Linked DNA regions of Homo sapiens: region 1 is linked to region 2. The links are chromatin loops, found by intact Hi-C in ENCODE. Cell type or tissue: ascending aorta. All regions are shown on one strand. Each heading gives the region's core, and the rest is flanking DNA. Links, peaks and the distances in the headings are about the cores only.

Region 1 (8,332 bases), core at 328-8,327, 49 kb after region 2:
CCTCCGCTCAGCGGGAGGGAGCGTGTGTCCACCTCTGTCAGCTGCAGCAAGAGTGCCCTGTGTGCCCAGATCCTATCCACTTTGAAAAGAGCAGAAATATTAGACACAGCTAAATAAGAAAACACAGATTATTGCTGGAGACCCCTAAGGCCTACTTTGTCTGTGCAATAGTTTGTTTTACTTTTCACAGAATTTATTTTGGCTGCAGCCAGATTGATGGTGATTATATCTGAAATCCTCCCACATATCTGTCACATAAACACTTCGTTTAATTCAGGTTTGTAAAACTCTATGGGCCAACGGGGAGCCAGCTTTTGGATTAATTAGCAGACGCTAATGCTGGGCATCTTGTCACATGGTCCAGCGGCTCAAAGGCTGAGGGCACAAGAGGGGCCGAGCAAGCGGCCCTGGCCCATGTCTCAGGAGTTTGATCCTTTAGGCTGGTAAAGGAAAACCAAGGAAGATGTGGAAGGGGAAGAAGGCCGCTCACTGTCCAGCCTGGCTGGGGAAACAGATTCTGGCCTGCAGAGTGAGCCAAAGTCTCCCATCCGGACCTAGCTAGAGGGGAGATATTCATATGCGTTTTGAAGTCGATACAAAATAAACCCCCAGCTTCCTCAGAGTTTCTGTCGATAGCATCACTGGATCCGACACCTCCTGGGAAGGGGAAAAGCCTTAGGGGCTAGAGCTGGGGAGGGAAGCCCTGCTCAAGTCGCCGGGAGTGAATGCAGGGTCCAGAGCCTTGGCAGCGGTGGCTCTGATTCCCGAGACCCCCGGACCACCCACTCCCCAGTGGTTGCCCGGGCCCTGCCAGTGCTGGGCAGGACTTCCTTCTGTGTGATGGGAGCATGCCCCTAACAGGCTGCATATGCCCACCAGCTGTTGCTCTCTTTTGCCACTGCAGGCCAAGACAAGAAAAGCATTATTTCCTTCCTCCTTCTAATCTCCAGGCCTCACTAACTTCACAGGCCTGCTTTGGGCATTGTTCACTGGGAGTTTCTCTGGGGCGAGTTCCCCTTTGCGCAGAAAAGGCCCTTTTATTCCCCCCATTACATTTACCTTTCCCTTTAATATGGAGTTCTTCCACTAAGGGACTGTATGGAGAGTGTATAGGACTTCAACGGGGATGCTGGATTTGGCTTTCAGAGGTTAATTACATCCTTACTGCTCCAGAAGCTGCTGTTCCATCTGCAGGAATGCTCCCAAGCCTGGGAGAACTCCTGCTAGCCAGAGAATGAACATGTTGCTGAATGCCTAAGCCTCCAGTCTTTAGATGAACTGTCTCGTTTAATTAAAAAAAAAAAAAACCCAGCCTAAGAGGTATTTTTGAACCCATTTTCACGCATGAAGATTCTGAATGGAGAGGTACATTCAGAATGGATTTGCAGGGGGTAAGCCAGCCAAGAAGTGGCTGAAACAGCACTGAGTCTGTGGCTACCTGAGTCCATGTTCTAATACAACCCACAAGGACTGGAAGTGAGGCTTCCTCATGCTTGTCTTTACTATGCCACTAACCAGGATGGCCCAGATCAACTCCCCGGCCTTCACCAGACCTCGGTGTCCTTCTGTGTAAAGGAGGGGCGGGCAGCACCTCCCCAGGCCCTGGCTTCCAGGGCTTCCTGCCTTGATTCCACCTCCAAATAACCACAAGAACTGGACCATCCCCAGCTCCTCAACCTGCAGAGGGACCGGAGGCCAAAACCCAGCTCCAGCCAGATCCAGTTACTAACCAAACACTTGTCTTTCTTTCCGACTGAAACTGACTGAAACTGAACGTGCCTGTCTGTCGCTTAGGGCTCTCGACCAAGAGTGCTCGTTTTTAACCCTTTCACAGCAGCTATGTTTTCTGCAGTGCATAAAACACAAGGCACCGATTTGTCAGACATGACTCAGCTCAGACCTCACCTGGGGATACCCTTTGAAAAGAGAGACCTGCAGGAGCCCAAGAGGGGCACATCATTTTTGGCTTAGCTTGTCCTAATTTTTCACTCCTGTTCCCTTTTGTAAATGGCACTTTGGAAGTGTCGATATTTCACCCTCCTTTTTAAAATAAAGGGTGCCATTGTTTAGAGGGCAGGAAAGGAGAAGCTAGTTTGGAGAGGAGAAGCGGTCTGGGACAGGAATCGGGATCGGGGTCATGTCTTGATACAGGAATGTATGTTCCCCAAAGGGAAGGTGGGCAGGGCCAGGGCTCCCTGTCAAGACCGGGGTAAGAATTTTGTTCTTCTGTACTAATTTTTATAGGCTTCCAAGATTTTTAAAACTCCACCCCCAGCACCAAAAACAAACAAACAAAAAAGCAGCCTCTGGGGACAGTACTGTGGAAACAATGAGAATCCAAATTCCAAAACTCTTGAGTTCACCCCAGAATTAAGGACGTGATAGTCAAAGCCAGGAAGCAGTGGAGCCTGAGGGCTGGCCGCTGGGCTCAGAGGCCTAATTGTCAGACTGTGTTTCCAGATGCAAGCTTTCTGCCTTTGGCACGGACTTTTTCTATAACAAACTCACTTTGGGGTCATTCATCAGTGCATAAATGCACACCTGGGAGGTGGGGGGACAAGCTCCCATTTTTCTGGCTTTATAAATACGGAACTCACATTTCTCCAATTGACATTTGCAGAGGCATGATAGATTAGAGCGCCTTCCACCGCAGAGCAATTTCAAATAAACGCAAGTCTGCTGGTGCAGGCTGCAGCCATCCATACCCTGCAGAGGAAATAAGCCTTCCCTTCCAGCCTCTTCCTTTCAGGTAAGCAAAAGCAAAGAAACAAGCACGCAGAGGAGTTCCAGCTTCAAGCTTCCCACCCAACAAGGTCGGGGGAGGAAGGTGCAAACTCTCAGTTCCATTTGCTACTCAGCAAATGCGGTAAACTGAAGTCCAAAACACAGAACACTGAGGTCTCCAAGACCACCTGGGTACCAAAAAGGTAGAGTCCCCAGTGTCATTAGCAGTAGGAACCAAGGGCAACCTATATATGTTGGCCAAGTCGGTGGTTGTGCAAATGGAGGTTTAAAGCACTAGCAATGCTGCCTGACCCCAAATATTGTCTGCACCTGATACCCGGAATGACACCATTGGAGACGTATTTCTTTGTGTTAGCCATTCTCTTACTTAGGTTTCTCTTAGATTTCTCTTCCTTGAGCAAATGTGCCAAGTGGGAAAATACATTTGGCTCCCTAACTTCTCAGAGTGAATAAGTTCATCAAATCCCTTTTGAAAGAGGACCAGAAGGAGCCCTGACATTCCTTCATTCATTAAACAAAAATTGAGCATCTACTTTGCACCAGCGCTTTGCTAAATGCGCTAGGAAAACAAGGGTAAACAAAAGCAGACACAAGGGCCCAGTGCTGTGGTATGCACCTGTAGTCCCAACTACTTGGGTGGTCAAGGCAAGAGGATTGCTTGAGCCCAGGAGTTTGACGTTACAGTAAGCCAGGATCACACAACTGCACTCTAGCCTGGGCGACAGAGTGAGACTGTATCTTTAAGAAAAAAAAAAAGCAGACATGTCTTTTGCCTCTATGAGCCTACAGCCTACTTCGGAAGACAGTCACACAATCATCCAAAGAACAGGAAACTATGACTGTGACAGGACGAAGAAGATACCCTGAAAGCCCATGATGGGGGTCAGGAAAGCTGTCCTGCCCTGGCAGGGTGATGGATGAACTTCTGAAGGATAACTCCTGGCTCCTCAAGCTGACTCCTGAAGGGTGAACAAAGAGAGGGAAGGCACTCCTGGCAGAGAACAGCACAGGCAAAGGCCCGTGAGCATCCCAAAAACATTGAAAGGGATTGGGGTGGGGATGGGGCAGTGTTGACAGACGCCTGTCTGGGTGGGAAGGAGCACCCAAAACAGAGGGGAGAGACAGAGGCAAGCATTGCCTACTTCATCTCCCTCCTCTGGCTGCAAAAGCCCCTCCTGGCTGCACCATATTCAAGGGGCAAATGTGATGGTGACCTGCGGGCAACGCTCCTGCAAAGGGCTGAGACAGTGAAACAACGTAAGTGTTAACCACTATTAGCGACGAGGAGACTGAGCTTGGATGGAGCAGAGGCCAAGGCCAGCTGCTCTGTTCAGCTGAAGCTGCAGGGGCTGGCCTGTGCTGGTGGGTAGCTGGCATCCTCATCTGCTGAAGGCTCCCGGCTCGGAGCCTTTGCTTACTTCATTTATGATTCTCAGGAACTGACAGAGAAGCGCATACCTGGAATTTCTGTGCTGATAGCAGGCCTGATGCTCCCATCCCTACTCCCCCACCCACCACCTCGGGTGAGCCAGAAGCACACTTAGAATTTGACAGGCTGTCGTGGCCTCCCACTTAATTATATTGTCACAAAAGCTTTCAGGGATTCCAAGGAGAGAACCCTCTTCAGGGAACTTGATTCTCCTTCCGAAGCATGCACTGGCTCTGTATAGCCCTCCCCTTACCACCCTGGGCTTTCCCTCTGAAAGCTCCAGAGACAGTTCAGCAAGTGCTCAGCAAGTGCCAGATTGGTATTGGAAGGGTGTCACAGGAAGTGGGTGGTGAGAGGGAGGCTCCTTCAGCTGTGTTCCCTCACACTCTTCTCTCCCAGTCATTCAAAGCTCAAGTCTTCATTTTCTGGGGCCTGTCAATGATGGAGGTGGAGAAGCCACCATTACTGAAGTTCTAGAGAGAGCCCAAGAAGCGCTGGAGGTTCAGAGAGGTGAAGAGCCCCCTGCAGCTGGCCAGCAAGGCTTAGGTCTGTCCTATCCACTGACTGCAGCATCCTGCTGTTATTAATAATCAGGACCTAAAACTCTTCCATCCATATGGCTCCCTGCTGTTGGGAAGGTATTTTCACATATGGCATATTATGGAAACTGCTCAAGAAGGCTACAGTTCTCCCAAAAAGTCTTCTTAGTTAGCAGTAGGGTTCGTTTTCTCACCTTTTCTTAAATCTCAAATTGTGAAAAAAGAAGGCTCCGCATACGCTGTCTCCATTTCATGACTTGCACATCTCCTTCCACATTGAGTGGAGCTGCTTTCAGTACAATGACCACTAATGTTGCGGTTCTAATCCTGGGACCCTTCCTGAGTCCTCACTGGCTCTGCTGTATTTGTTCCTGTCACCCACCAGCTTCCAATTCACCTCCACCTCCTCCCAGGCCATCTTTTCCTAGTCCACCTCCTCCCAGTTTACCCCCTCCCAATCCACCATCTCCTCCTCCCTGTCCACCTCCACCTCCTCTCAGTTCACCTCTGCCTCCTCCCAGCTCACCTTCTCCTCCTCCCAGTCCACCCTCACCTCTTCCGAGTCCACCTTTTCCTCCTCCTAGTCTACCTCCTCCCAATTCACCTCCTCTCAATCCACCTTCTCCTCCCAATCCACCTCAACCTCCTCCCCGTCCATCTTCTCCTCCCAGTCCACCTCCCACTCTGCCTCATCTTCCTGATCCACCACACCATACAGCTGTTTCAGGGCTCCAACCTGAATCCACCTTCGATTTGAAAACATTGCTGAATAACTGCAGCGGCCCCTTAAACAAATGTCATTATCCAAAGACAACAGACAACAACATACCTATGTAGAGATAAACATATGTGTGTTCTGTCTCCAAATCATTTTCAATAAATGTTGCCACAACACAGCTCAGCTATGTAGACGGTTTTTCAATCAATATTGCCTCAGGCTAGCAAATAAAGAAGGAAATCACTGGGAAATGCATTATTCATGAGCTCACCAGAGCGCTGATGACTGGCAGTGATAAAGGTCCCCGTGTGAGCAAGCAGCAGTCTGATAGCTCTGTATCAAGTCAATCTACCCAGCCTGCTTCCTGTTTTCGGGAGCAGGAGAGGGGAGATCAGTCCTCAACACTTTTCTCTTCCCTTTCATTTAGGAGAGTGGGCCCGTGCACCTGTGGGAACTGAACTTGTCTTTTGCTGAGGTCATGACACGTGGGGAACAGGATGGAGCAGAGGAAGGAGAGAACTGAATTCCCTCAGGGGACACCCTGATGAGAATTAATTAGAGGTCTGTCCTTGGTAGCTCTTCACCTCATACCTTCTAGTGAGCAAGAAAGAATCTCTCTCCACTTTTGAGAATTCTAATCGGCAAAGGGAAGTAATCACAGGACATTCATCCATATAGAGCCTTTTTCTGGTGGAAAGCCTGAGCATAGAGCAAGTTCGGGATGCCCTGCACCCCTTATCAATTAGCTTTCCTAGCAGAGACATGAATGAGGAAGGGGAGAGGGAGGGCTTCTGGGGCAGGGAATCCTGGGCTTACCCATGGATCCTCCACCGGCTCATTAAGTTACCTCGGACAAGGTGCTCCCCTGTACCTGGGCTTCTGAGTGCTCCCCTCCCGTTTTAAGTAAAAAGTCAGGAGCCCACAGCATCCAGAAAAGCGACCCAAATTTCTTTTGAAGTGTTGCATGAGCTAGAGTGGGAGAGAAAGGGAAAACTGAGGGGTAAGAAAAAATTGTCATGTTCAAATTAAATTTCAAATCATTAACAATACACGCTCATGCATAACTCATATGCACCTGAGAAATGCATTATGTAAATGAACCCAAAGTTCCAAAGAGCACCAGTTCACACACTACCACACATGCAGGGGTTGTGAAACCCAGGGCTGTACCCGTAGAAGACACGAAGATTACAGAAAGAATGGTACCATGGGGTCACTTCCAGCCCTGCTAAAACAGCTATGGCCATAAGTTGTTGAGCTTCCAGAGGAAGGTAAGAGCCAGTTGTCTGATGTTATTTGTTGCAGGCCCCCACTCCACTGTCTGCTGGACTCCAGGCGGGTTGTGTGGCTGGTATATCTGGATAGCAGGGCCCATGTCAGAGATCAAGGGATGCAGTTCCAAAGGAAGGGGGTTGGGCAGAACAAGGTCCAAGGGTCCAGTCCCCCACTTCCCAGGTGGAAGGGAGCCAAGGTAATATCATCACCTCTCAGTCCTGGCCAGACAGGGGTCTGTGAAAAGGAAAATAAAATCTCGGGACCCTAAACTCACTATGCCAAAGGGAAGAGTTAAACTTGGGAACTGGGTCATGCAAAAACTGCCTTCCTTGTGTTCCCAAACAGATAGCTGTAATCTCACATGCTACTTTATCGCATGTAAAGCGTAGATTCACTGAGCCAGCGAGGAATGCATAATCGACTTTCCCCCACTCCCTTCTTTTCAGGTGTAAAATGTAGATTCACTGAGCTGATCAGCACCTCACAGGAATGTAACCACTTGCCTCATTGCCTACTCACTCTCCTTTTTTGTTGTCTTTTTTCTTCCCCTTCCACTTGCTCTGTCCCCTTTATATATTGAGGTTCACAAAACCCTCTTTGGAAAAAGCACAGGACACAGACACCAACTACTGTGACTTGTGTTTCTTTTTCTCAGGCGTGTCCCTAACCTTGGCAAAATAAACCTCTAAATCCACTGAGATCTGCCTCCATCACTTTGTGGTTGACAGGTCACAGATGAGCGTGCAGGGTGAGTCAGAAGGTTCATGAGACAGAGCATGGGACAGCAATGCTCGGTCGTCATTCGGCCAAGAGACAGTGAATCTGCACAACCAACAAGGCCCCTCTTCCATAAGTCACACCACTTCTGTGAAAAGTCTGAGTTACAGATGTCTTTCTTTTTCATATTGCTTTGATATTTTCATATACACATAGGGCTTTGAATGAGGTTAACAAAGATTGACAAGTGGAAATCTTGTGGTTCCACTTCCCAAATAGAAAAAGATCATTGCTTATCATTGGCATAGTGGATACATTCAAGCATGTGTTCCTCAAGTGTGTGACAATTGTTCTTTTAATTGAGCTACCTTTCCTCCTGCAATCTTATTCATATGATGGCAGTTGCCTGAAGGAAAGGCTTGCAGCAATCTCAAGCACACAGAACTATGTTAATACCCATTGGGCAGCGACAAGAACAGCTGGGGATGAATACAATCGGCCCTCTGTATCTGGGATTCCACAACCATGGATTCAACCAACCTTGGATGGAAAATGTTTGAAACACAAAAAGGATGCTTGTGTCTGTACTAAACACGGACAGGCTTTTTCTCTTACAATTATTCTCTAAACACCACAGTATAACAACTAGTCACATGGCATTCACATTGTATTAGGTATTGTAAGTAACCTAGAGATGATTTAAAGTATACAGGAAGATGCGTGCAGGTTACATGCAAATATTACCCCATATTATATCAGGAACTTCAGCATCTGTGGATTTTGGTATCTGAAGGGGGTCTTGGAAGCAATCACCCACGGATACTAAGGGACAACTGTAACTTTCTTTTTTTTTTTTTGAGATGGAATCTCACTCTGTCACCCAGGCTGCAGTGCAGTGGTGTGATCTTA
Region 2 (8,332 bases), core at 241-8,240:
ACCTGGATTGCATCCATAACTAAGATGACCATACAGACTGGTTTGCCTGGGACAATCCTCTTGTGACTTTCATTACCAAGAGATTTAATTATTATTAATAGCAATGCTTTTTACTTTTAAAATATCCACAGTTTGAACAATAAATTATATAGCCACCCTACCTATATAAACAGCCCTAATGTTCCCAGGCCTCACTGCCAGCATGAAAAAATAGTACATTGATGTAGTGTAAATTTCCTGAGCTTAGAGCTCCCACTAAATATAACTCCAGAACCTCAGCCCCCTTGCAAGAGCTCTCCACACTGACCCTACCCTGCTTTCTCCCCAGAACACCTGAGCGACCATCTGGAGCCCACACATCCTCAACAGATCACACTGCTGCTTGGCCACTGCTCTCCACCCTCTTCTGAGGCTGCTGCTTATACCACAGTGTTGATGGCCTCCTCTCTGCTCCCCAGAGCAGATGCTCCCACCAACACTGCTGCTCTTGGGCATCAGATAGGTTCTGCGAGCTTCACCATTGTCAGAAGGCCCAGATGGCTCCGGGAGGTCCCATGGATGCTCAGCCCAAACCAGGTTTTGAGTCTTTATTTCGGTTGTAGCTTGATATATCTATACACCCCACCTCCGTACAGTAAATGAAAAAATCATCCCTTTGCATAGACATTCTTCTCTCTGGATCCCACAGCAGAGTGGTGGGCTCTATATGGGTGCAGTTGGGCTCATTTTATCTACAAAGCTCTTTTCCACTGAGGGCCACACATAGGCCATCAAGGTGGCTGGATCAGGTTAGGGTTTAATAGCCTCCAAACTATACCTGGAATCCCTATTCCTGCCTAACCCTATGGTTCAAATTATTTTTTCCAGGAGTTTTCTCACACTCCATGCAAGTGAGTTGGCGCAGATAGACGTGCGGAAATTGGAATCTAACTCCACATAAACCAGTTATGTATACGGGAAGTCCTTATTTTGCATAGTAATGCAAGACCATAAAAATGACTGTGTAAGCTGAAACCCTGCAAAGCAATCTTAATCGAAGGGAATAATTACAGTTGTTCTGTGACCTTTAAACATTTTTGTCAAAACATTAAACATTCTCTTACTGTTGTTTATAAATGCATGGGGAAATGAAAAATTAACAAAACTAATATTTATTTATTACACTGTAATTTAAAACATTAGAAACATTGAGAATTAAGGTGTTTTATTTCTTTGTAAAGAACATATCAAAAGTAGTTTGCACAGTTCTTGCCTTTCTCCCCTTACTGTATAGCTTATGATACAGCTGGAGCAACTTTTCTATGCCTTGGTGAATTGTCGTACTTTGTTGTAAGTGTAGTCTAGTTCTAAGTCAGGTCCTAATGTTTTATCCTTTGCTCTTGCAATGTTACAAAATATCTATAAGAATTCCTTGAAGGTGAAGTTTTTTGCCAGTGCCACTTCCACTGGCACATCTTCATTTTCTTGGAATCTGGATGCAGATTTCCCAGCTGCATGCTTACATGTGCTAGCAGCTTCATCACTAGCTTGACATCAATCAATTCATGCTAAATTCTGGAATGAGGAAACAAGCCTTTACTGGCAGTAAAATATTCTTCTTCAGTATCCTTGTAATTACCATTTTCTTTCAATGTGGCAACTAAGATCAATGCTTTGGCCAGGATGCAAGCCAAACTACTTCGGATTTTGAAATATTACAGTCTTCAATCCAAAGTAGAAAACTCTCCAAGCATAAGCAGCTTTCTGGTCCTATTGCAATTTAAACTAAGAGATGAAGCAACGTTACCTTGCTTTTAATACACATTGGATTTTTCCAGTGCAGTTTGTTCCATAGCTCCATGCAGGCCATGGTGCATCCAGTCTTTGCTCTGCTCTTGCCAATTTCACATCTTCAATCTAATCACATCCAGTTTACTGCCGGCATTATCACTTTTTGTTTCTTTGTTGCATTTTTATTTTTGTTAGCTTACCCTCTATCCAGTGATCCATTTTTTGTAAAATTTTCATCACATGGATTTATCACTGGAAGACAAGGAGGCAACACAACTTCACATTTTGCTGTCTGGGCATGAACTGAGTAACAGATATGCAATGACTAATCAAGGACAGGCTTTGAAAGAAGTGATGTGATTGGTTCATCATGATGTGCATCTGTTGTTTATATCATGATTTGCGGACTGGCAAGCAGGCAGTGAAGTTTGTACTTTATGCAATTATAGTTAATATATACTGTGGTGACTGAAATTTGAACTAGTTTTTGGGAACGGGTATTATTTCGCTAAACTGAAACTTGTGCACATCAGTGCCATAAAAAGCAAGGACTGCTTATTAATGTGTACCAACCAAATACTTTTGGGCACATTCACAGCACAGCACTTCCTCCTCCTTGTGGTTGGACGGTTCCACGTGACCAGTCTAGCCAATGGATTGTGAGCAGAAGTTACATGTGTCAGTTCCGTGCCAAACCATTTGATGGACAGTCAGTCGTGTCCTAGCCCCTGAGGATATCGGAGGAGGTGGCTGCTCTGTTAGCCTAAGTCTCTGAGCAACAAAGGTGAGCAGAGGCCCCCTGCTGAGATATGATGGACATGTAGCATAAGCAAGAAGTAAACCTTTGTTTTAAGCCACTGAGATCTTGGGGTTATTTGTTTCTGTAGCATAGCAACTCGTTATGATTGATATAAAATATCATCAGGAGGTAATCTAGGAAAAGGAGGATAGGGAGCTGGGCAGAATTTAGAACTCAGAAATTGGCAGCTGATAGTAAAAGGGCTCCAAATTTGTAGGGGTAGGAGGAGAGGAAGAATCAGGGGCATGTACTTAAAAAATCTTTATATGATAAAAAAAAAATTAGCACAGACACAGAAAATAAATGTATAGCTTAATAAATTATTAAAAAATGAAGGTTATCCATTTATGGATTAATAGATTAATGGACTATCATGGGAGTGGGACTCGTGGTTTATAAGAAGAGGAAGAGAGACCTGAGCTAGCACTCAGCCCCCTTGCCATGCAATGCTCTGTACCAGTTTAGGACTCTGCAGAAAGTGCCTACCATCAAGAATGTCTCTCGCCAGACGTGGTAACTTGACCTTGAACTTCTCAGCCTCCATAACTGTAAGAAATAAATTCCTTTTCTTTGTAAATTACCCGGTTTCAGGTATTCTTTTATAAGCAATAGAAAATGAGACTGTTTCCTCACCCCTCCCTCTTTGCCCTCAAGAGGCGACCACTTACTTGCCTCTTATGGAAACACCCTCCTTCCTTTCCTCATGCCATTATCAGTCCACATGTGCATCCTTCAACATTGTGGTTTAGTTTTACTTTTTAAATATTTTAAAGTCTCTTTTAATGTACAGACTTCCCCTTTACCACACTCCTTTCCCCTTGTGAATGTATGTGTTACAAGAACTAGATCATTGGTAGAGTTTCCCACAGCATAGATTTTGCCACTTGTACCCCCACGGTGCCATTGATGTGTTCCTCTGGCCCCTGTATTTCCTGTAAATTGCTAGTTGGATCTATAGGCTTGATCCAATGTGGGTTTGATTATTTTTGGCAAGACAACGTCATAGGTGGTGGTGCCTTTGTTCTCCAGAAAGTGTAATCATCTTTAAAATAATTATTATTTTAATAATAACCATAGGTGTTCATTTATTTGGGGTTACAGAATGGCAAAATTCCAATTTGAAATGTCTCCTGTTCCACTCTGGTTACCAATGATGCAGTTCAAATGGGACCATCAGGGTAAATGCTTGATTTTTTTGTTTGTTTGTTTCTTCAGAATTCAAAGCTTTGTCACATACATGTACTAGTTGCTAAGATCTGAATGTGGCAAAACTGTTGTAAAGGTCAACCTGGCCTCGATTGGCCCAGCCTTCTCTCCCCAGGTCCTTTGACCTCCTGAGAGATCATTCCAGGCCCTGTGAATCTCAGTTTTTCTTCCCATCTCCCCACCCCGTCAGAGCCCACCTTCATGGAGGGAAGGTCCTCATGCTCACTCACCTTAGGAGGTAAATTGTGGGCATTGTCCACTCTAGGGAATGTGGATTTTAAGGCCTCTCTCTCAAATATTGTCTCACTTAGTCCCTGTGGAGTTCAAAACAGGTAGCTTCAAGCCCAAACTCACCTTGCAATGTTTTGTTTTGGCCATCACAGAGTGTTTTCACTTGTTGTTTGTTTTGCTTTTAAGTGGAGCAAGACTGCATTTAGGCAGGGGCATATTCTCTGCAGTTAGATCAGAGCCCACCGCCTCCCCTTGCATTGTACCCGCCCTGTGTTCTGAGTCCCTTTGTGTTGCAGAACCTTGTAGGTAGGTGTTATTAGCCCATTTTTCAGGTGAATGGACAAGAACTGGAGAATTGATGTGGGGGACCTAGGTGAGGCACAAATGGAAATGGAACAGCCACTGAGTGCTCTGGGAAGGAGACCACAAGCCAAAGGAGAGAGTCCACACTGGGAAGACCCAGCTACAGGGCCCTCTCCATCCAGCCTGGTGCAAACTAAAACCCACATTCTTTTTTCTTCCCTTTTACAGAGACAGCTCAAGGAAGCATGATAAAATGAGGCCTAAGATAATATTTGAGGGGAAAGTTTATTTTTTTATGGTCTGTTTGCATTACACCATCGGGTGAAGAGAGGAGGAGAAAGACTTGTCCCAAATGGCAGAGCTGGAGAAGCACAAATCCAATGTCAATAGTTGGAAATACAAGTGTGTGGTTTCATTAAACTTCTTTTTTTAAAAAAAACTTTGTTCTTCCTTTTCCTGAGGCAGTCCAAGGGAAGGGGACACAGAGGTGGAAACAGACAGGGAGAGAGGAGGGAGCAAGCCAGGGCCAGCGAAGGGGGCTTGTCTTAAGGAACCTGCTCCCGCTGTGAGTGTCCTCAGCCAGCCCAGGAGGCTGGCAGGCCTGATCAGAAGCAGCCAGCCAGAGCCTTCCGCTGATTCCAATGACGGCTGCTAAGCAGGGGCAGGCAAGTCAGAGTTTCAGCATTTGTCCAACAGCTTTTTTTGAAAGGATTTTTTTTTGTTTTTGAAAACCTGAGTGAAAATGAACAAATAATCAAATCCAGGTCACCCTGAGGAAAATGATTTGACTTCTGTGTTCTCCTGTGGCCCCATTTGGCCATAGCTGGCCCCTTCCCCTTCCCCCTACTACCACGCTGGCCCTTGGCTGCCCCAAGGCAGAGACCATGTCTGCAGAGCCAGGAGAGGTAGGTTAAGAATGCAGGCTCTAGTCAGACAGCCTGGGGGTTCAAGTTAAAATATTAGCTCTGGCACTTATTAAATAGGCCACCTTGGACATCTTCTTTGTGCCTCAGTTTCCCCATTTTAAAATGGAGATGTGATAATACCTCATGGTCTGCTGAAAGAATTCAATGGAAAAAGTGCTTACTACAGTGCCTAGCATGTAGTTTTCAGCAAGTATTTGCTGTTATTCTATTATTTTTAGAGCCTTTTCTGTCTCCCTTCCTTTGTCTTTCCATTACATGCCACTCCTTAGCAGTCCCACTGGATTTGTCCAAATAGATAAACTCACTCAAAGAAATAAAAATAGGTGTTATCTTGCAAGGTATTTTGCACACTGTCCACTCAGACCTTCTCTCTCAAGCAGTTTCTGCACAGCTCTGTGGATACCACATCCTTCCCTCATCAACATGCCCTAGTTCTTGTGGCACAATCTGCATGGATTGCCCTCTCTATTCATTTCCACCCACCCAAATCTAGTTCAAGGCCCACTTTGCAACAGAACGTTGGATCAATCTGGGAATGGCTTGATTCAGGGTCTTGCCTAAAGTCACTAGGATCTGGTTTCATCTCTTGGTTTTGCTTTCTCCATGTTGGCTCCACTCACAGACTCTACACACCTGGTGGCAAGAGGTTTGCAGGCAAAATGGGCTGCAGATTCAAGCCCAGTGAGAAAGATAACTTGCCTCTTTCCTAATAGCCCCAGCAGACATACCAGGTGTTCCTTGGCTATGATTGGGTCACAGACCCATCCCTGGACCAATCTTATGGCTCGGGGATAGGGAAGGAGTGTTGTGCTTCCACCTGCAGTTCATGGGCTGATGAGGAGGAAGGAGTGCTTCCTAGAAAGAAATCAGGATAGTTTCCAAAATAAGGGAGAAAGCGGAGCCCAATGGAAGCAAATGTTCACCATACACACAGCCTTTCCAATATCGATCTCCAACGATTCCAGCCTGTTCTCTTCTCTGGATTCCTGACCTGATACATCATGATGTCATTCATCTTGGCAATGTGTTTTCTACCCATTTGTTGAGAATAAGTCTCACTATATCCCCTACTTTGCGAACTGCTTTTATCTAAAGATTGTTCCTGTGTCCTTCACTTGGCAATGAAGCATGCCCTGCCTTCTTGAATGGCACTGTCATCTCTCTTACTGATATTGTATTTCCCATATATACATGTCTTACCTTTCTCACATATTGTAAATTCCTCCTGGGCAAGAAACAAGAATACTTCTTGCCTAGCACCTTGTATATAAGTGCTTGGTTATATTTTGTTGATTTACTGAGAATTTAATATTTCTTTTCTTATACCTTCCCTTGGTTAAATGCCTAGTAGGTACTAAATAACATTTTTGGAACCATAAAATCTAGAAGGAGCACTGAATTTGGACAGACTCTTATAATCTAATGCAGCTCCCTCTTTTATTGGGGTTAAAACAGCCTAGAGTAATGAAGTGAGTATATAAGCAAGTTAGAAAGACTAAAAACCAAGATCCTTTGGATCATAGTTATCACTTTGTATTTGTTGATTGACTGATTGTCAATTCAGTCCCTTTTCCACTGAACCTCTTTGTAAGATCAGGAACAAGGCAGGGATGCCTACTGCTGCCACTTCAATTCAACATAGTACTGGAAATCCTAGCCAGAGCATTAGGCAAGAAAAAGAAATAAAAAGCATCCAAATTGTAAAGAAGTAAAATTATCTTTGTTCACAGGTGTCATGGTCTTACATGTGGAAAACCCTAAAGATTCTGCACCAAAAAAACCTGTTAGGATTAATAAACAAATTCAGCAAAGTTGCAGGATATAAAATGAGTATACAAAAATTAGTTGCATTTTAATGCACTAACAACAAACAATCCAACAGTAAAATAAGAAAAAAATCTCATTTACAATTGCCTCAAAAAGAATAAAATACTTAGGGATAAGCTTAAAGATTTGTACAGTGAAAAGTATAAAATATTCCTGAAAGAAATTAAAGTGACACAAATAAATGCAAAGACATCTTTCATAGATTAAAAGAGTGGTCCCCAACCTTTTTGGCACAAGGGACCGGTTTTGTGGAGGACAGTTTTTCCAAGGACTGAGGTGGGGGTGTAGAGATGGTCTCAGGATGAAATGGTTCCACCTCAGATCATCAGGCATTAGATTCTTGTAAGGAGCATGCAACCTAGATCTCTCCCATGTACAGTTCACAATAGGGTTCACGCTGCTATAAGAATCTAATGCCACCGCTGATCTGACAAGAGGCGGAGCTCAGGCAGTAATATTTGCTCGCCTGCCGCTCACCTCCTACAGATCTCTAGATCTCACTCACTCTCTAGACCCACCCACCTCCTACAGATCTCTAGATCTGTGTGGCCAGGTTCCTAACAGACCAAGAACCAGTACTGGTCCACAGCCCAGGGATTGGGAACCCTTGAGTTAAAAGACTTAATATTGTTAACATGTGCATATAATCCAAAATGATCTACAGATTTAATATAATCCTTCTCAAAATCCAAATGCCATTTTTTGCAGATATAGCAAAAACAATCCTAAAATTTATGGAACTAAAAAGGACCCTGAATAGCTAAAACAATCTTGAGGAAGAAGAACAAACCTGGAAGCCTCACACTTCTTGACTTCAAAACATATTCCAAGCTACAGTAATTAAAACAGTATGGTAATGGCATAAGGTCAGACATGTATAGACCAATGGAACAGAAGAGAGAGCCTCAAAATATACCTATGCATAGACAGTCAAATGACCTTTACCTAAAGTACCAAGACTACACATTGGAGCAAGGATAGTCTTCTCAATAAATGGTGCTGGGAAAACTGGAAAACCACATGCAAAAGAATGAAATTGGACCTTTATCTTACACCATACACAAAAATTAACTCAAAATAGATTAAAGATCTAAACATAAGTTATGTGAAACTATAAAACTCCTAGAAGAAAACATAAGGGAAAACCTTCACGGCATTAGATTTGGCAATGATTTCTTGGCTATGACACCAAAAACAGACAACAAAAGCAAAAATAGACAAGTGGACCAACATCAAATGAAAAAGTTTCTGCACAGCAAAGGTAACAATC

The links. Peaks named below come from ENCODE experiments on the same cell type or tissue, not always from the same donor. Only the 100,000 strongest peaks of a DNase experiment are listed, where the experiment ranks them.
Region 1: it touches region 2 in a loop (4-fold over the local background); 3 of 110 quality-filtered maps call a loop at or near these places.

The regions. Positions count from the first base shown.
Region 1 is chr2:45,257,576-45,265,907 of GRCh38, forward strand. No RefSeq gene overlaps it. Among named protein-coding and RNA genes, the nearest start is that of LINC01121, 6.8 kb to the left of the region's middle. RefSeq lists an enhancer at 1-150. In ascending aorta, for the core only: no CTCF peak of the experiment used is centred there; no DNase peak of the experiment used is centred there; H3K27ac peaks cover 2,089 bases.
Region 2 is chr2:45,208,546-45,216,877 of GRCh38, forward strand. The region is part of intron 1 of LINC01121 (long intergenic non-protein coding RNA 1121); the gene reads right to left. It overlaps LOC105374576 (a long non-coding RNA gene), which reads left to right. Exons shown (of 3, transcript XR_940041.2): 2 at 329-576; 3 at 868-3,128. Among named protein-coding and RNA genes, the nearest start is that of LINC01121, 42 kb to the right of the region's middle. In ascending aorta, for the core only: no CTCF peak of the experiment used is centred there; no DNase peak of the experiment used is centred there; H3K27ac peaks cover 743 bases.